2 separate regions of the Homo sapiens genome follow, and region 2 is linked to region 1. Evidence: chromatin loops called from intact Hi-C (ENCODE). Cell type or tissue: heart left ventricle. All regions are shown on one strand. Links, peaks and the distances in the headings refer to the core of each region. The heading gives the core; the rest is flanking DNA.

The links. A loop is a pair of places that touch in the nucleus more often than their neighbours do. Peaks named below come from ENCODE experiments on the same cell type or tissue, not always from the same donor. Only the 100,000 strongest peaks of a DNase experiment are listed, where the experiment ranks them.
Region 2: a loop joins it to region 1, with 2.0 times the contacts of the local background. A loop is called at or near these places in 6 of 110 quality-filtered maps.

The regions. Positions count from the first base shown.
Region 1 is chr1:114,278,076-114,288,634 of GRCh38, forward strand. It overlaps the pseudogene MRPL57P1. Among named protein-coding and RNA genes, the nearest start is that of SYT6, 130 kb to the left of the region's middle. In heart left ventricle, for the core only: a CTCF peak has its summit at 4,932 (motif pointing left); a DNase peak (open chromatin) is centred at 4,916.
Region 2 is chr1:114,112,879-114,123,437 of GRCh38, forward strand. All of the region lies in intron 3 of SYT6 (synaptotagmin 6), which reads right to left. Among named protein-coding and RNA genes, the nearest start is that of SYT6, 36 kb to the right of the region's middle. In heart left ventricle, for the core only: no CTCF peak of the experiment used is centred there; a DNase peak (open chromatin) is centred at 5,753; H3K27me3 peaks cover 756 bases.

The DNA.
Region 1 (10,559 bases), core at 857-8,856:
TCAGGAGTTCAAGGCTACAGTGAGCTATGATCACAACACTGCACTCCAGCCTGGGTGACAGAGTGAGACCCTCTCTCTAGAAACAACAACGACAACAACAACAAAAATACCACCAATCAACTGGATATAATGACCGTCTACAGACTACTCAGACGACTACATCCAACAACAGCAGAATACAGATTCTTCTCAAACTCACCTGGAACACTCACCAAGACAGACCACAATCTGGGTCATAAAACACAACTTAACAAATGTAAAAGAATAGAAATCATGCAATGCCTGCTCTCAGATCACAGTGGAATTAAACTAGAAATCAGTAATAGAAAGATCTCTGGAAAATCCCCAAATATATGGAGATTAAGCAGCACACTTTTTTAAAGTTATGATAAATAACTTTTACTTCATTTAAATGTCTTCATTTAGTAGTCAAATCCCAGAAGAAAATGCTATTTTTAGGAGAATGTGTAACTGAAGAACCTCACATTTCTATTTAAGTTTAGCCAGTTATTCTTGACAGAAGATAAGCAAACTAATGCATGATAAAGCCCCCATGAAGTTATCTCATACTTAAAAAAAAATCCCAAATTATACTTAGTAGCTTTATTGCAGCTTTCATCCAAAATGTGTTTTATATCATCTGTGACCCAGGAAATCCCTGATATCTTCCTGTCAGGGTAAAGAAATGAAAAACAATAGGACATTAATTATACTTTTAAGTATTCATCTGTTTAGAGCCCTAGATATTCCATATGCAGACCACTATGCTCACATTTGTTTTAATAAGACTCTGGTCCAAAGCCTCACATTTTTATAGCAGTTACAGTTTTTCAGCACCAGACCAGGTAAAGACATGGCAACCCCATGATCCACAAAATCAAGGAATGACGATGATTCAAGGTGACCATCAAGGTGTTGATGATTCAACAAGAAGATGACAACTTCTTGTTGACACTGAGATGACTGAGCTGGTTTATAACAAATCTATCTATACAGAGGCAACTTGGAAATATTGGCCGCTTTCACAGCCTCAAAGGGCTCTGCCAAGTGCACCTCAGCACTGCTGTACTCTTGTCCCACAGTCAGGTAGGGCATGCTCGGCCAGTAGTGTTTCTCCACATGGTTCACAGCTGCTGGTGCTTCCCTGATCCACTGCCTACCAGAAATGTGATTGCAGCAGAGGAGGGCAGTCAAGGACATGGTGCCTGCATCCACAGGAAGAGTCCCTAAACAACACGCTTCTAAATAACACATGGGTCAATGAAGAAATCTCAAAAGAAATTTAAAAATATTTTTAGCTAAGTTAAGAGGAAAACACATGAAAGCAGTGTTTAGAGGAAAATTTAGAGCATCAGATGCATGCATTAGAAAAGAAGAAAGATTTAAAATAGATCATCTGAGCTTCCACCTTAGGAAACCAGAAAAAGAGGAGCAAATTAAATTCAAAGTAAGCAGAAGGAAAGAAATAAATAGTAGAGCAGAAATCAATAAAATAGAAAATAGAAAATCAGTAGAGAAAGTTAATGAAATCAAAACCTTGTTCTTTGAAAGGATCAAGATCAATAAAATCAATAAGGCTCTGGCCAGACTAAGAAAAAAAGAGAAAGGGCACATACCAGAAATGAAAGAGGCAACATCACTACAGATCCTATGGCCATTAAAAGAATAATAAAGGAATACTATGAACAACTCTGTGCCCATAAATTTGATAACCTAGATAAAATAGATGAATTCCTTGAAAGGCACAATCTGCTAAAATTAATACAAGGAAAAATAGACAGTCTGAATAGGCCTATATCTATTAAAGAAATTGAGTCAATAATTATTAGCCTTCCAAAACAGAAAGCATCTGGTGCAGATGGTTTTACTCATGAATTCTACCAGACATTTTAAAGGAGAAATGATACCAATTCTGAACAATCTCTTTCAGAAGATAGAAGCAGAGGGAATACTTCCTAACTCAATCTATGAGGCCAGCATCACCCTAACACCAAAACTAGATAAAGACATTGCAAAACCAGAAAACTACATATCAATATCTCTATGAATATAAATGCAAAAATCTTCAACAAAATATCAACAAATTAATTCCAACAATGTATAAAAATAATTATACACCACAACCAAGTGGGATTTATCCCAGGTATACAGGCTGGTTCAACATTCAAAAATCAATTAATGTAATCCATTGTATCAACAGGTTAAAGAAGAAAAATTACACGATCTTATCAGTAGATGTAAAAAAAGCATTTGAAAAAACCCAAACCAATTCATGATAAACCTCTCAGCAAACTAAGAATAAAGGGGAATTGCCTCAACTTGATAAAAAAAAAAATCTACAAAAAGCCCTATAGCTAACATCATACTTAACGGTGACAACTAGAAGCTTTCCAAATAAGATAAAGAACAAGGCAAGGATGTTTCCTCTCACTATTCATTTTCAACATTGTATTTGAAGTCCTAGCTAGGGCAAGGAATTGATTCACAAGTGGTGGCACGCACTTCTAGTCCCAGTTACTTGGGAGGCTGAGGCGAGAGGCTCATTTGAGCCCTGGATATTGAGGCTTCAAGGCTTCAGTGAGCTACGATGGTGCCACTGCATTCCCTCTGGGGTGATAGAGCAAGAACCTGTCTCTACCAAAAAGAAAAAGAAAAGAAAAAAGTGGGCCACAGACCTTAACAGATGCCTCACCAAAGAACACATACAGATAGCAAATAAGCATATAAAACAATGCTCCACATTATATGTTATTGGGAAATGTAAATTAAAACAATGAAATACCACTACATACCTATTACAATGGCCAAAACCCAGAACACTGACAACACTGAGCGCTGGTGAGGATGTGGAGCAAAAGGACCTCTCATTCATTGCTGGTGGGAATGGGAAATGGTACAGCCACTTTAGAAGACAGTTTCGTACAAACTAAACATAATCCTCCCATACAATCCAGCAATCATGCTTCTTGGTATTTACTTGAAGGAGTTGAAAACTTATGTCCACACAAAATCCCGCACACAGATGTAGATAGCAGCTTTATTTGCAGTTGTCAAAAGCTGTCCTTCAGTAGGTGAGTGGATAAATAGACTGTGGTACATCGAGAAAATGAAATATTATTCAAGGCTAAAAATAAATGAGCTATCAAGTCATGAAAAGACATGGGTAAATTTAAATGTATATGACTAAGTGAAAGAAGTCAATCTGAAAAGACTACACATACTGTACATTTCCAACTATATAACAGTCTGGAAAAGACAAAACTATGGAAACAGTTAAAAAAAAGTGGTTGCTAGGGGTTACAGGGAGGGAGGGATGAATAGGTGGAGCACAGATAATTTTTAGGGCTGCGAAACTATTCTCTACGATATTATAATGGTGGATACATGTCATTATGCATTTGTCCAAACCCATAGAATGTACAACACCAAGAGTAAACTCTAATGTAAACTATGAACACTAGGTGATAACGATATGACAGTGTACTCTGGTGTACTCTGTATAGGGTGTACTCTGGTGGGGGATGTTGATAATGGGGGAGGCTGTGCATGTTTCGGGGAAGAAGGTATGGGATATTTCTGAGCCTTCCTCTCAGTCTTGCTGTGAACCTAAAACTACTCTTTAAAAAACTAGTCTTAAAATTAAAAAACAGGCCAGGTGCGGTGGTTCACACCTATAATCCCAGCATTTTGGGAGGCCAAGGAGGGTGTTTTAGTCTGTTCTCGCGCTGCTGATAAAGACATACCCGAGACTGGGTAATTTATAAAGAAAAAGAGGTTTAATGGACTCACAGATCCACGTGGCTAGGGAGGCCTCACAGTCATGGCAGAAGGTGAAAGGCACATCTTATATGGCAGCAGGAAAGAGAAAATGAGAGCCAAGCAAAAGGGGAAACCCCTTATAAAACCATCAGCTCTTGTGAGACTTATTCACTACCACGAGAACAGTATGGGGGAAACCGCCCCCATGATTCAATTATCTCCCACAACACGTGGGGATTATGGAAGCTACAATTCAAGGTGAGATTTGGGTGGGGACACAGCCAAACCACATCTCGGGGGTTGCAAGAATAGCCTGAGCCCAGGAGTTTGAGACCAGCCTGGGCAACATGGCAAAACCCCATCTCTACAAAAAATTAGCCAGGTGTGGTGGCATGCGCCTGTAGTCCCAGCTACTCAGGAGGCTGAAGTGGGAGGATCACATGAGCCCAGGGAGTTGGAGGATCACCTGAGCCTGGGGAGGTGAAGGCTGCAGTGAGCTGTGATCCCACCACTGCACTCCAGCCTTGACAACAGAGCAAGGCACCATGTCAAAAAACAAAGTGTGCCCAGGTCACACACACAAAAAAAACTGCACTGCCTCTGCCAGAAAGACATCAACTGTAACAATAATCTGATGATAATGATGATAGTAACAAGTAATAAACAGGTAAATAAGGGCAGCTACAGAGAGCAGAGTGCAAGGTAGAAGTGCTTAGGCCCTAATTTAGGCAGACCTGCCTCCACCACTGACACTGTGACCTCAGGCAAGTTCCTTAACTTCTCTCAGCTGCAGAGTCCTTGTCTGCATAGGGTAATAGTGAGGATAATAGGACCCCTCTTGCAAGTTTGTTTTGAGAGTTAGAAATAATATATGTAACATGCAGGACACAATCCCTGACAAATATTAGGTATTCAATCATGATAGCTCTAAAGCCGAAGTCGTAACTCTGAACTACTTCATACTTTTAGAGTTACCTACATTTGGATAGCAAAAATTTGTTGTTGTTGTTGTTGTTGTTGTTATTGTTGTTTTTAATGGCAGATCAAACAGCTGGTTGCTAGCCAGGACGATGGGAGAGAGTTCAAAACCGAGTACTGCTGGGAGGGTTGACAGTCCCTTGCAACTAAGGCCTTGGGACTCAAATGAGTGCTGGAGCTCCCCCTGCAGGCAGAGTTGGGTGTGTGTTAGTAGGATGTGGGTACAGCGTAAATGAGCCACACAGAGCCGGCTTAAAACCCAGCATGCTTCTCTGCTTGGTTTGTGTTTTTCTATTAAAAAAATAGTATTACTTATTCAGCCAGATTTGCACAACATTTGCTAAAATTACTATATTTACTATACTTATATCACTATATTTGATTAGATGGCACATGATTTAGAACGAGTTTTTTTAAATGCCAATTCTATGAGCTAAATAGCTAGCTTTCTCATTAACCTTGGGTATTAATCAGTGCTTTTTTTTTTTTTTTTTACCCATTTCTTGGCTTATCAGAACCCAGTTTTCCATCTCTCAAAACCACTTGCATTATTTCTATGTCACAAGTATGGAACAAGCATTTATTGAACACTAACTCTGTACAAAAACATTACACTAAAAGCTCAGGAGAACACAAAGAATATGGACGGATTCCTACCCGCTAAGACCTTTTAATGTAGTTGTGAAGACAAAATATACACATATGAAATGGTGAAGTCACGAGCAAGAAAATGATGACATGTGGGCTTGTCCATGCTAGGGCGCATATTCCACACAACTCTCCACCCCATTCCCAATACTTAGCACAGTTTATGGCACAGCATAGGGACTTAACAGGCATTTAGTGAAAAACTAAATAGCATGATGATGACAGAGAACAGGGAACAAATACTGAATGACTATAAGAGAAAACCACACTTTTCTGCCTCATTTTTCTCCTTAACATTTGCAACCTTCTAACACACTGTCATTTATTTCATCATTTGTCTCCCCTCTTTAAATGTGAGTGTTCTGAGCAGAGAGTTTGCCTGTTTTATTCACTGCATATCCACAGAACATAGGTTTGTGTCTGGAACATCATGGTCACCCAATATGTGTGTGTGTGTATATATATATATACACACACACGTATATATATACACACACACACACACACGCGTATATATATACACGTATATATACATACACACACATATATATATACACGTGTACATATATTGAGTGAATGAGTGAATAAATGAATATTTCAGCCATAATTTCTTAAGTATTTATACATAAGTGATATTGAGATTCCTGAAATCTTGTGGAATTTCAGTGTCAGGATTAACCACAGGATGAAATACCAAAAATGTACCGGGTGTTTGTTACAGCTTTGTTTATAATAATGACAAATTGGAAACAATTTAAAAGAAAAGAATGGCTATATTTAATATTACACCTCTATAATGGAATCTCTATAATGGAATGGCACATCTGTATAATGGAATATCATAATTCCATTAAATATAGCAACATCAATCTATATGCTTTTGGAAAGGTTGCTTTTTTTCAGAACAATTGTGGGGGGCTAGAACAGAAAAAAGTCTGGAGGGATTTACACAGAATGTTATCACCAGGTGGCAGAATTAAGAGTGGAATTTTCATTTCCTTCTTTAAGCCTTTTCATATTGTCTGATTTTTTAAAATAATAATGATATGCATGCATTATTTTAAAATCAGAAGAAAATAAAGGTATCTTTATTTTTGAAAAGACATTGTCTGGGGCTTCTGTCTTGCAACCATGCTGGGAGTGTGGAACGACCTGCCTGGGTTCCGATGTGGTCCTGTGCTCATCACCTTCCCACACCTGCTGCCCTGCACCATTCCCAGGGGCTCCTCTGTGACATAAATTTTAGTTGACCATAACTGATCCAGCTAGTCTGGGATTATCAATTTCAGATGGTGGTCAAATTTAACAGCTAGTGGTTATTACAGAGGGCTACCTTTCCATCTTTCTTCTTGATGAAGACTGCCCTGGATTGCCAACTAAACTTTCATCAGTGATAGCCTGTGAACCATTGTCTAAAGTCCTGACAGCAAGGTTCTGTGCCCCTATCTTCCACCCCTAAGGGATCAACTAGAGAGGCCCATCACTGTGTTGATAAGAGGAGAGTTAGAGAGAAGCTTTGGCAAGGATGAGTATGTCTTGGAAGTCACAGTAATTAGGGGTTGGAGGGAAACAAACCATATTCCCCTTACCAGGGGCTGTGCTGGTAACATTAAGTGTCTTGCAGGCTTATGGTAAAAGTTCCAAACAACAACTCCTTCATGCTGGTTCTGGTTTAATTACCAACATTTGGAACTAGAGGTGAAACTAGGTATTCTCCTTTAGAGGAGAATAGTGTATAGTGTTTGCTGGTCCAGAGATCTGAGATGGTGCAGCCAGTGGGAAGGAGGAATAGCATGGACTTTTGCAGTCAAGTTATTGACTTTGAAAAAGGTCTTAAATTTTCTGAACTTAGTTCTTTCATCCACAAAATTGTGTTATTGATATATACTTTACATCATTTTAATGAATACAGGAGATTATGTAAGATTATAAAATCCTAACTAGTGCATGGCACACAGTAGGCATTAAGCAAATGTTAATTCTTCTATCAATGTCTATTATGGCTATTAAGAAAAGGGGAGAGGGACAAGATATTGAGATCCCACTAAGTGCCAGGCACTCTCCTGAATCCTGTGCTTACATCATGTTCTCACAACTCGGTATTACTGTGCAAATACCCACTGCACAGATGAGGCCCACAACAGCTAAGTGACTTGCCCAAGATCACGGCAACATGTGACAGAGCTGGTGTTCGAGTCCAAATCTGTCTGCTCCCAAATCCCATTTCTATAAACTATATTTAAGTTGTTCTACTTAGAATAAATTGTATGAGGTCCCGTTATTTTCTGGAGGGAGAAGTGCCAACCCTCTAAGTAGGTGTGGTCAAAGTCCAATTTTACATTAGCCATGAAGTTCTCTCCCATTATTCAGCTGGGGACTGAATATAAGTAAATAATGCTTGATAATAACAGTAGCTCACATTTTTTGACAACTTACTATGTATCAGGCCAAGTGCATTAGACTATAGGATTCTCATTTCATTTTCAAGAAGTCCAAGAAGTGGGCATTATTATTATCCTCATTTTACAAATGAGAAAACGGACATACAATGAAGCTAAGTAACGTGTCCAAACAGCAGAGCCCGGTTTGAGCGACTCGCCACTGAACTACCCACCACCCTGGAAAGATGCATCTTGAGGCAAGGAGCTGGTAGCCAGCCATGCAGTTCTCCCTCTGAATTCCTCTAGGAACTAAGCAGCACCTGTTCACAAGGTCCCAGGGGTGCCCATTCTCAGAGGTCTGTTCTCACTCCTCACCTTCTGAGACCCAGAGGTGGTGGTGAAAGCCCCTAACCTGTGAGGAAGAGGCTCATCCCTAGGTTTGGCCTTACAAAGACAGCAAAGGGCCAGGTCATTGGGAGCCTCTGAACTTGGGGTCAAGGCAAGCAGCAGGCTCAGAGGCCAAGGAAGGGAGCCCAGCAGGGGAGGCTGCAGGAAAAAGAATTTGATTGAGGCAAGATTTATTCACATGCTCTAAAGGAACATTTCTTAAACTTTCTGCGACCATGACTCACCAAGCAACACTGTTACATGTGGAGTAGCTATGCAGATTTTCTTCCACCAAAAGAAAAATCATTGTCAGATTAAGAAAAGACACAAACAAAAATAATACATATGGGCGACAGGAAACTTTATAAGTTAAATTTCACAACATGAAGAAAAGATTTTATAAAACTACATTTCAGTATTTTCCACTATTGTACAGTATAAAATGGTTATTTGTTATAAAATATGATTTATTTTTGCAAAGGCTCACAGCACACAGGACAGCTTTTCAGAGAACATCAGCATTCTGATAGTGTTGTTTAAGAAATGCAGCTTGTAAGTGAATAAGCAACAAGCCCTTGATCTTAGGTCTATACACACTAGCCACCTGGTTCTGATGCAGGACAGGCAAGCCCCAAAATTGGGGCTTAGCCCAAGGTTTTTGGCCCCATCCAGGAAAGAATTCAAAGGTGAGCTGGTGGTGTTAAACAGCAGCTTTTATTGAAGCAGCAGTGTATAGCAGCAGCAGCGAAGCAGGACTACCCCACAGGCAGTGTGTCCAGAGTAGCAGCTCAGAGGCAGTTCTGCCATCATTTTCGTACCCACTTTCAATTATATGCAAAGTAAGAGGCAGTTTATGCAGAAATTTCTAGGATGAGGGTAGTAGCCTCTGTGGAGTTGTCACCACAGCAAGGGGTGATAACTTTCAGGTGTTGCCATGGCAATGGTAAGCTGACATGGCATACTGGTTTTCATGTCTTATGGAGAAGTGCTTCCACACTGCACCTGTTTTAGGTAGTCCTCAATTTGGTCCTGTGTCTGAGCCCCACCTCCAGAGTCTAGTCCCACCTGCTACCTCAGTTCTGCCCAAATGACAGTGAATATTAACTTAAAGGTCCGAGACTTGTTAAAGCAGTGCTAGGTCCCTAAAACAGAGGCCTTCAATTTTTTAAAAAATCATATAACCGTAGCAGCAAAAATGTTGAACATACACTCCAATATAGTGTATTTACTTATCTATATTATTATCTTATTATATTGATGCATTTCTATTATTAGCCAATGTCTCAAGGCTTCATATACACTTAGGATGAGGTTTATCACAAATGCCAATGGAAGTAAAGGCACTGTCCCCTTGATAACTTCTAAACTTGTTTTTGTCAACATCTTGTCTGATCTGATTAGATTGTTATGGTTTCTAACCTCATGATATGTCTGACAATGAGCTTCTTTTGAATTAGGGACAGTGCCATTTTCTTGTTGTTTATTTGCATTTGCATTGTGGGTGTTATCATCACACTCCTTTCTTTGTAGAGCTCTTCTTAAGCCACTCTGTTTTGTGAGGATTTGTTTAGTTAAGACTAAATAATCCAATTTGCCCATCCTCTCAAGTGGCACGAATAAGCTACAATACTCTGAAAGCCAATGAGCGACTCGTCAAACTGTAACACTCAGTGTTCCTCAGGATACCCCTTGAGGTCTGTATGTGACATGGGAGCAACAGACAGACCAAGCAAGCATGCATGCATCAACCTGTATATTAAGTGAAGCTTAATTCTTTTCGCATTTTTAGATAAAACATTAGTAGCAGACACCTCAATATTTGCTTCCCATTTCCCCAGCATATCATTCTGCATTCTCTGGGCTGCCCACTCCCCACTTTGAGATATTAGAGGCAGTATCTTTATAAGACTCTTAGGGTCTATGTGTGTGGGTAGATTTATGGGGTTTTGATCCCCCTGAAAAGAGACTTCAAATCTTGCATGATGGCAACAAAGACTTCTTTGGAGAGACTCTGAAAGGGAAAGGAGTGACACACAAGATTTTCCATCACCCTCCCTTGAACCAGCCCCAGGGACAGCCTCTAACCTAACCTGATTTCTGGTCATTGTAAATAAAAATAGTGTCTGTAGACTAATTGACTTCCCTGGAAAAGTCCATTCATCAGTCAAAGGAGGAAATTAACAAAGAGCCTTACATGATTAAGGAAGAAGAAAGTAGGATTTTTTTTTTTCCAAGACAGGATCTTGCAGTCACCCAGGCTGGAGTGCAGTATAGTGGCATGATCATAGCTAACTGCAGTCTCGAACTCCTGGACTCAAGTGATCCTCCTGCCTCAGCCCCCTCAGTAGCTAGAACTACAAGCGTGCACCACCAAGCCTGGTTATTTCTTTCCTTTTTCAACAGACA
Region 2 (10,559 bases), core at 1,779-9,778, 160 kb before region 1:
GATCTGCTCTCTGCCCCTCGCAGGGCTGTGGGGGCTGGGACTCTCAGCAGGAGGGAAGATACCTTGGTCCTGGTTTCCTGATGAGTCTCCTGGGGCAGCTGAGGAATGTTTCTTGCAAACAAGTGCCCTGAGGGGGATGCCAAATAGGCAGGGCTTTGGTCTCAGCCAAAGGCACAGGCCTGCACTGCGTGACAGTGGCTTTAGCTTCATCATCTCTTTGGGGACAGTCACCCTGAAGATTAAGATCTTTCCCCACCTCCTGCTCCCCACACTCCAGAATCTCTGGGTCTTGCCATGGCAAGGTGCTCCATAGAGAAGCTCTTTCCAGCCTTTCACAGAGTTGACTGCCCTGCTCTTGACAACTCCACTTCCTTCCGGTTCTTCTCCCACCTCTCTGGCTGCCTTTTTCAGGTTTCCTGTGCCAGCCTCTTCTCCCATCCCTGCCTCTAAACAGTGAAGTTTGTCAAGCTTTTTCTCTCCTCACTCAGCCATAATGTTAATATCCATCTCCCCACTCATGGCTCCTGAGTTTATGGCCCCTCCGCAGACATCTCTTCTAGACTCCAGACTCATATATCCAAAATGACATGGCCATGTGGCTGGAAATCTAAAACTTCTCAGAGGCTCAAAGTTGCCCTTTTCTGTTTACATTCTCCTCTAATTTTCCCCAACCTGGCCCATCCATCCACCCAGTTGCTCAAGCCAGAAATGAGACATCTTTGTGGACATCTGCCTTCCTCTTTTGGATTTAGATCATCATCAAGCCCTGATAATTCTAACTCCAAATTCCATCTCAAGTCCACCCACCTCTCTCCATCTCCAGTGCCACACGGAGGCCAAAGCCTACCCCCCTGCCAGCATACAGCCGCCTCCTATCTGCCTTCCCTGCTTCCCTTGCTCTCCCGCCCCATTCTCCACACAGCAGCCAGAGTGCTCTTCCCCAGATGGAAAATGGATTGTACCACTCCTTGTTTAAAACCTCCAATGGCATCCCCTTTCACTAGGAATAAAAACAAAAGCACTTATCAAGATCTACAGGGCCCTCCACGAACGGGGCTGACTCTTCAGCCTCCCCCCGTGCCAGGGCTCTCCTCACAGGCTTCCTCAAATGCCCCAGGCTCTTCCTGCCCCATGACTTTGCACTTTCTCTTCCTCTGATTGACCGTTCTTTCCCCAGCTCTTCACATGGCAGAGACCCACTCATCTCAGGCCACTTCCTCCAGCGCCTCCCTCTGCTGCCAACTGTGTTCCCGAAGGACAGATCTGGGTCTGTTTTGCCAGGGCCAGGACAAGGGTGAGGCAAAGCAGGTGCCCAGGTACAAAAGTGAAGGAAGTGCTCACTGTCAGGTTCATGCATGTATCCAAGAGTGAGTGTCCCCTTCCATTCTGCCCCCTGGGTACTTCACTCGCCTCACCCTAATCTCAACCTCATATTTTACTCACCACTGTATTCTCAGTACTGAGCACGGTGCCTGGTGTATAACAGATGCTGACAAGTATTTGTTGAATTAATGAGCAACTCAGCTTTGTGGGGCTCACCTGGTTAAGGTGGCAAAATGAATGGGTGACAAGAGTAGGCCCTTGCTTAACCTCAGCCTCAGCCTCTGGTCTCCCCAGGAGGGTTGCTGTGGTTATTGAGATGGTGTCAGGGTGGAGCCTCATAGGTGTTCCTCAGCGGGTGGGCTGAATATTCCCTGCATTAGAAGCTTGGGAGGTGGAGACTTGATTCCTGAGCTGCGCCCAAGATCTACTGAGTCATCATCTCTGGAGGCGGGGCCTGGATGTTTGCATTATTGACAGGCTTCCCAGATGAGTGTTACATAGCCTCAGTTCGTGATATAAGGCGAGAGATTCTGAGGTTGCCCCAGGTCAGACCCTATTAGAATCTCTGTGACATGGAACATGTCCTAATGCAACTGAAGTCATTAAATATCAGAGCTGCCAAGCAAAAGTTAAGGCATAAAAGGCCTCTTCTCTTTTTTTAGGCACAAGCAAGGGTTCTGAAGGATCGAAGCCATGTGGGCTGCTGGACTGGTCCTGGCCCTCACCACTTACTTCCCTTTGCCTTTTTCCTGTGCACCACATGGCACACTGGGTATATTTTAGAAAGAAGCTGCCTTATCCAAATTTACAGGGTTTAAGAAAATTAGGTATTAAGCAAAGACAGTGTTTCAAAGATATCTGACACCACTCTGTAAATATTCCTTATTGCCATAGATCTCCAAGGATGTGTTCCTGACCAATAAGATCAGCATCACTTGGAACTAATCAGAAACACAAATTCTTGGGCCCTACCCTCACCAGAAGGCAGGGCCAATAATCTATGTTTAACATGCCCCAGGGAAGTCTCAGGAACTGACAACCATTGCTTTTGTCTAGTTGGAAGAACCAATTGAACACGAATACTCTGGACAGGATTTTGAAGTTTCTTCCACTTCTTTGAATCTATTTATTTTGGTGATTAAAGCCAAAGTCAAGAGAGGAGGAGATTAACAGTTATGGAGCATCTACTAGTTTGTAGGCACTATGTTGGGTACTTAACACTTTTTTTTTTTTTTTTGAGTGTCTCGCTCTGTCGCCCAGGCTGGACTGCAGTGGTGCGATCTCGGCTCACTGCAACCTCGGCTTCCTGGATTCAAGCAATTCTCCTGCCTCAGCCTCCCGAGTAGCTGGGATTACAGGTGCATGCCACCATGCCGGGCTGATTTTTGTATTTTTGGTAGAGACGGGGTTTTATCATGTTGGCCAGGCTGGTCTCAAACTCCCGACTTCATGATCTGCCCGCCTCGGCCTCCCTAAGTGCTGGGATTACAGGCATGAGCCACTGCACCCAGCTCTTAACACATATTACGTTCATTTTACTCATACTCTATGCCTGGGAGGAGCGCATAATCATCTCTACATTGTACTGAAACTCATAGAGGTTAAATAACTTGCCTAGGGTCTCATGTGCTAAGCTTGGCTTTGGACTCAGGTTTGTTGACTCTGAAGGTGTTGCTCTTCTCCTCCATCCCACCCAGCCTCCTCTGGGACTGTCCATGCTCCACCCCACTCCACCCCACCTTCTGTCCCTGGTTATTGAGGGTTAGGGCTGCCGAGGACCGTGTAGGTTTTGAAGGTGAAATTTCTTGGTGTTCTGGAAGCAAGAAGCATGAGAGAGAAAGCTCTGAGACTTAGAATATTACCTCCCTTCTGCCTGCCCCCACCTGCCTCTCTTGAAAGAAGATGAATGGATGGTGTCACCCTGCGTTACAGACTATGAGAGGATACATCCTGCTCACTTAAACCTGCTAGTGCAGCACCCTGGCCTCAGCCCGTCATTTCTCACGAAAGTCACCTGTTAAGTCATTCTCTCACCAAGTGCCAAACTGCTGCAGCAGACACTGCCTCAGGGGAAGGAGGGAGGGGGAGAAGCTAGGCCAGCAGGGGCAGAACCCCTGGGCCAAAATTCTTGTCCCCAACGCGGCAGTTCAGTGGAAGAACCCCGGGCCCTCTCTGCACAGATCTTTGTACCTGAGGTCTCTGGGGAGCAGCCACCAGGACTGGGAGGAGGAAACCCACATATGAAAAAGTTTTGAGCCAGTGAAGTGTTTCCCCTGTCTCCTGTAAAGGTGTAGTTATATTCCTCACTGTTATTTCCTTGCTTCCTTAGGTCTTGAGGAAGGGTGAGGAGATGGTCTGTGATCTCTACAGGCTTCTTGGGAGAGTTGAAGGTGTCAGATCTCAAAATTCATTCCCTTGGTGCGGGATATTTAAGGATCAGAGCAAAGCAACTCCCATCACATGCCACTAGGAAGCAAGAGGCCCCAAGTGATCAGCCAACTTACCCAGTCCCAGCTTCCCAGCAAGACCACATTCAGCTTAACAATCAATGCCTCTTTTCCAGTGTTCCACCCCCGCCCGGAACTCAGGAAGTCCCCCCAAATGGCTGACCCAGTTCCTGGGGCATCTATGCCTTCCCTCCTAGTTCCCACCTACTATTACATCATAATTTAGAGGTTATGCCTTCTAAGACTGTATCAGTTTTGACTCCACCTTCTCTTCACCAAAACCAAGAACCTTCCCTTGGCCTCATGTTTTAGGCATTTTGGTGGCCTTCATCTAGACCCACGACTAATCATCAACGAAGAACTCCTGATTCATGATTCCAGAAGGGAAGAACCATGAGTCTGCTACAGGAGTTTTAGTATAAACAGTTCCAAGGAGCGATGCATGGAGTTGGGCACAGAACCTGGGGTTCGAATCCCTGCCCTGCTGCTTTCCAGCTGTGTGACTGTAAAACTCACTGAAGGTCTCTGACCCTTTCTGATGATGGGCAGTATTGTCATGCTTGAGGTGGCTACCTGTGAAGCAGGTGCCTTTCGCCCTGATTTACAGGCATAAGAGGAAACCACGGGGAGAGCACGGCCAGCTGCTAGTAGGAAAACCGAGACGTGCATATAGCAAGAATACAATCTGTTTGTAAGCCTTTCATTCTCCTGCCACATGGAGGCAGGTGGTGGCACTAAGCCCACTGGGTGTGCAGTCCCCACTGCCTGCCTGGTGGGCTGAGGGGCCAGGTGTGCCCCATGGATGTCTAAGTCAGCAAAAGTTGGAGGAAGAGGCAGCTGCCTTGGAGTTGTTCCTGGGTAGAGGGTGGGAACGACACATCTTCTAGCCTGGATTTCAGAGGCCCCAGCTCCTGCCTGCAGGGCCCCATGGAAGCTGAGCTGATTTGCTGGCTCTTTCTTCCCTCCCAGCCCTGGGCTTCCCTACCCAGCAGCGCCTTCAATCAGTAGGATTGGGGAGGGCATCCTGTGTCTTCTCAGGCTCCAGTTCAGATGTTCCCAGTAAGAGAACTTAAGGGAAAAATTAAGCTGGCTCTCAGAGGTCTGGGTTCAAATCCCGGTTCTGCTGCGAATCAGTAGAATGATATGGGGCAAGTCACTGTGCCTCCCTGAGCTGTGCATCCTCAGCCGTAAAATGAGAGCATTGTACCAGATGACCTCACCTCCTCATTAGTAAAATAGGGTGAACCGTGAAGCCCAATGAGTGTATGCACTGAAGACGCCTCACAGGGATCTAGTGCAGAGCAAACTCTTCAGACACTTTCGGGCCCCTTCCTGTTCCATCCTGCTGTGGAGCGGCCTCTGGCCGCTAGTGGGTTGGCTTCAGCCATCTCCAAACTGCATCCTGACAATGCCTCACTGGAAGGAGAAGCAAGCGGTGTGGGAGAGGGGGACAGGAAGGAGGGAGCATGGGGCCAGGATCCCAGAGATTTCCCAGGAAGTACAGAGCTCTTTGCTGGGAGGTTGCTATAAACCAGGCCCCAGGCCTCCCTTCCCCCTGCTCACCCAGGAGCACGATGATAAAGCGCCAAATTAGCTCCATTATTGTAACTCCTCCAAAAATTACAGGCCGCATGTTCTGCCAGAGCCAGCTAATGTCTCTCATTGGTAAGCAGGTGACACTAATAGTTATTTCCTCCCTTCCAGGCACCAAGTGCAGAGTGGCAGAAACAGAGTGAGGCTCAGGCTGGGAGGAGAGAGGCCCAGGGAGAAGCCGAGGCACTGGACGGCCCTGGTGCCAGGGGTCGCCTGAGTGCCACAGCAGAAGTTTGCAGATCCTCCCTTTGGCTTAAACTGCCTCTTTGCACTGTATGAACCTGGAGACCTCCCTGCTCAGGAATGGCGCTGCCTGGCATCTGGGGAGGCCACAGCACGCAGGCCATGCCAGGCCCTCCGGCGGGGTGTCCCTGGGGCTCCTGCTGCTGCTGCAGAGGGGCCTGCTGCTCCCCGGCTGTCCCCGCGGCTCAGGTTCCTTCTCCCAGGCGATGCCCAGCTTTCTCTGGCTTCCCACACAGCAGTCAGCATTTCCTCTCTCACCTCTTCCATCCTCCCCCACCCCCATCTGCCTCTCCTCTCACACCAGACAGAGCCATCTCCTGTCGGTGTCAGCTGAGGCAACGCTTCCTCAAGGGGGCAGGGTCCCAAACGGGAGTGGAAATAGCCCATTCCCAGGCATACCCAGGCCCCTTTCTTCCAGGTCCAGCAGCGAGAAATCACAGATTCCTGGACCTGGGGTGGCTCCTATGTCTCCGTGATCACTGCCCTCCGTGCACACCATTGTTCTGCAGGGCATCCAGCAACTCAGTCCCAGCCCAGTCCTTCCTAGAGATAAAGGTGGGAATCGGGTCGGCCTGACGTCTCTCTTTAAAGGATTCCCAGCCAAGCCCCTTCTGCAGTTAGTAGTTGAAGTGTAAAGCCCTCTCTGGTGATCACTGTGAGAACTCAAGGGTCCCAAGAGATTACAGGCCCCTGTTCATTTCACATATCAGAAAACAGAGGCTTGGAAGGGCTGTGTGCCCCTGGTGATTCTACTTGGAGTTTTCCAGCTCCCAGGCTAAGCTGGAATCCCTTTCTCTTACTTTCCAATTCCATCCCACAAGTATAAATTGAGTACCTACTGGATGCAAGGCCAGGGTTCAGGGCTCCAGGGCACATGGACAGTCCCAAATTCCAGGAACTACCTACCTCTAACACTGGATGACGATAAGGAAGAACTTTAAAGATACTACACATAGCTGGCATTCATTGAGCACTTGCTGTGTGCCGATGGGCACTTGGCTGAGATTTGTGTGAATTCTCTTCTTTAATCCTCACAATAACCTTATGGAAAAGGGTTATTTTTACCCACACTTTACAGATGAGAGAACAAGCATGGAGATATTACGTTAAAGAGTGGGGAGATATGGCTTGAACCCAGGCAGCCAGACCCCAGGGTCTACCTCAGCCACCATGCCAAGCCAGCTTGGTTTTCTGAAAGGTTGTCCCTGAGAATTGTTCACCCAATGCTTCTGGAGCTCTGACTGAGCAGGGTTTGACGGGGCTTTACACATTCTCTCAGTAACTTGTTTTCAAAAACCTCTCTCAGGCCGGGCACGGTGGCTCACGCCTGTAATCCCAGCACTTTGGGAGGCGGAGGCAGGCGGATCACGAGGTCAGGAGATCGAGACCATCCTGGCTAGCACAGTGGAACGCTGTCTCTACTAAAAATACAAAAAATTAGCCAGGCATGGTGGCAGGCACCTGTAGTCCCAGCTACTCGGGCGGCTGAGGCAGGAGAACGGCCTGAACCTGGGAGGCGGAACTTGCAGTGAGCCGAGATCGCACCACTGCACTCCAGCCTGGGCGACAGAGAGAGACTCTGTCTCAAAAAAAAAAAAAAAAATCTCTTTTAAAGATTCTCATGTATTTGTCAAAACAAATTTGTGAGCTAGGTTTTATAATTACCCCCACTTTGCAGTTGAAAAACCGAAGGCATAGAGGTGTTGATGAGGTCTCAGAATTCAAAGACCACACTATGATCTCTCCTTGTGATGGTGTTCACTGTGTGATGCCCTCGGTAGAAAATTTCCTCTTGTCTTAGAACCAGGAATAGCTTAGTGTTTCCTAAGCCTCTGGTTTGTCTTTACTTAATGGACGCTGAATTCTGTGACTATCTTTCCCTTATTGTGTTATCTGCCAGAATGCTTCAAGTCAGTTGTGTGGCAGGTTTGGAGGGCAGGGCGTGCACATTGTGTAGGGGACTCGCTGGATTCCAGAATTTCACATTCTTTCACTTATTTTTTTGCTACTCTTTAATGATGTTTCAAACTTATTTTTAATCTTGTCGCATGTCCTATGAGCTAGCTAAATCTTTTCTGGAGCAACACAAAGTGACAAGCAAAATAAATAAACGTTTTTATTACTTGCTGTGCAACCTCAGATAATTCACTTAGTCTCTCTTAGCTTAATTTTCTCTATCTACAGAATTAGGATAATTCCTCCTACCTGCTGAGGATTAAGTGAGACAATGTGTGCAAAAAGGCTCTGTAAATTCAACAGTGGTATATAAAGGCAAGGTGACTTGTTACCAATATTGTTGTTATTAGTAACAAGATGGGGTCCCTGCCCCTGGGGCACCTGCACTCAGGGATTGGTAAAGAGGGTGTGGCTGGCTAGGACCCCCTCCTACGTCACTGGAAAGACACCCAGGGTTGTGTGGCTTGAAGGAGCTGCTGATGCTGCCCTGGCTGGAGAACAGAGCTGCATCAAACCTCACGCTGTCCGTGCCTAGAGGCAGGGCCTTCATTGAAGCTGTCCCTACCGCCCTGCCCACTGGGCAGCTAACTGGCCAGAGAGGGACAGGCGATGTCTCCATAGCCACCAAGGCCCCCAGGGGGAGGTTGGCAGTCCCTGTGAGGTTGTAGGACTCTCCAGAGAGTCTTCTGGGATCTCAACCTCATCATCTGAGAAGACCATGGCCCCTCCTACTCCTAACATCTCAGAATGCTCAGGGACTTGCTGATATGAGATGGGCAGTGGCCTTGGTCTTTGGTGAGAAGGCTGGCTTGGGGCCTGCCAGATCTTCAGGCCTGTCCTCACTATCCCTCCTTGGAGCCTTGGCCCTGCACACCTCGCACTCTCCTCCCTCCTGTTCTTCACTCCACATCTTCCCTTCTTTCCAGCATTCCTCCAAAATGCCTTAATCCTGAACATTTGCAGGCCCAACCCAGCCAGTGCATCAACCCCTCACAGCCTCCATGGTAGTCCTCTCCCTTCACTGCATTCACATTGTTTTCTAAGCAACAGGAGGACCCTGGGGCTCATCGAAATGGGAGTTGCAGTATTCTTGGGAGAATGGGCTTATAGTGAAACGTATTTTTTGTGGCTTTCTGTATTTTCTAACTTATCTAAAATAAGAATGTAATACTTTACCTTGAGGCAAAGAAGGGTAAAATATATTAGTTATATAGTGTGTAAGGAAAATGATATCAGTTTTGGTTCTCTGCTCTATCATTTTAAAACTGTGTGACTTCAAGGAATTGCCTCAGTTTCCCCATCTATAAAATGGAAATACTGATATCTTCCTATATTGAGGTTAAATGAGAACACGTCTTTGGAAATTTACTTATAAACACATTAGTTATTGTTGTTGTTAGATTCAAGAGCAATAAACCATGGCAAGAACCTAGGAAGGCCCTTGTCTCATTGAAATTGTATTGCACCCTAGTCACAGCCCTGTGGTAGAGATTGTTGTCCACATTTGGCTAAGGGGGAAAGCGAGAGGTGAAGTGGTTTGACAGGCCACACAGTGGAGCCACCTTCAAGCCCCAGCCTCCTGACTCCAACTCTTGCTTACCTGCAGGCTCTTGGGGCCTGGAACCAAGTCTGCCGTTGGATCCGTGCCCCTTGCAGGGTCTCATGGATCCTGACTGACAGCGCAGAGCTGACTGCGTGGCCTTGAAGGTGCTGCACCATTATCAGGGCCTCAGCTTCCCTGTGAGTGAAATCTTTGTTCTCCCTTCTCAACACATGAGAGATGCAACCTGACATGGAAGTGGTTTGGGTTTTATTATAATCACACTTAAGGTTATTCCTAAGCGCATCATCTTCAGGCTGCAAGGTCTCCTCGAAATTCTTTTCCAAACAGAATTTCTTAGCGGAACCAAAAAATGTCCCTCTCTTGGGGACTGGAGTCCTCCAGGGGGAGGAGGGTTGACAGAAAGCCAATCAAACAAGATGGAACAGGAATGAGCACTTTGCTGCTTCCCTGGCGTGTGATGGACACAGCATGTACATTTGTGTGTGTGTGTGTGTGTGTGTGTGCGCGCACATGAGCATATGCACACACACACGTGGGGCTGCCTGGGGTCTGGCCAGACTCAGGGTGGGTGGCAGAGGGCTCTGCTGAGATTCTACTTCCCTATCTCTTGCAGGAGGCAGAGAGGAGCGCAGCCAGAGTTTCTCTGGTAAAAATTCTCCAAATAGGGTTGGGGGAATACTTTCCTAGGGAACACCCACTCCCTAAAAAGAGCTGGATGGCTGCCTGCACTTGGATAGGATTCACTAAAAACGCCCTTTCAGCAGGAGTTGGAGTTACAAAGGCCTTCACTGCCAGCCTTTCCCCCTGGCCTCTTTTTCTCCACAAACCTACCAAAAAGGCCCAGCAGCACCAAGAAAGGTTGGTTCTCAAAATTTTCCCCATCAAAGTCACCTTGAGCCCTAATCCCCTACTTTCAAAATGCCTGTCCGGGCCCTGCCCGCCCAGCACAGCTTGTCAGCATTAGAATCCTGACTCACACCTCCTTTTCTCCGGGGCCCGCGAGGCACTCTGAGCTTGGCTGTTCCGCGTGCCCTCCTTCCTGCCTTTTTGCTTCCAGCTGACTTTCAGCTAGTTCCTCTGATGTATTGATCCTGTGAGGGGCTGGGCAGGGCTCCCGGCAGTGTCTCACAGGGCCCTGCAGGAGTGACTCAGCTGGAGATGGCTCTGACAATGTGGAGGAGGCATTTTCAAGCAGGTGCCTCAAGTCACAAAGCTAGCCCTGTCCCCAACTTCTCAAGAAGGGAAATGCTTATCATGTTGTCATGACACACCACCAGAGCTGTTTTTTTCTCTCTGGAAGTTGGACTGTTCCTAGCACATGGTCCAATGTGTCACTACAGAGATGTGAGTCAACCAAAGGCTCGAGGAGGGATGGACTCACCCTGGGAAAGAGCCCCAGGCCAGTGCTGTTCCCATGCATGTGGGTGCAGGGG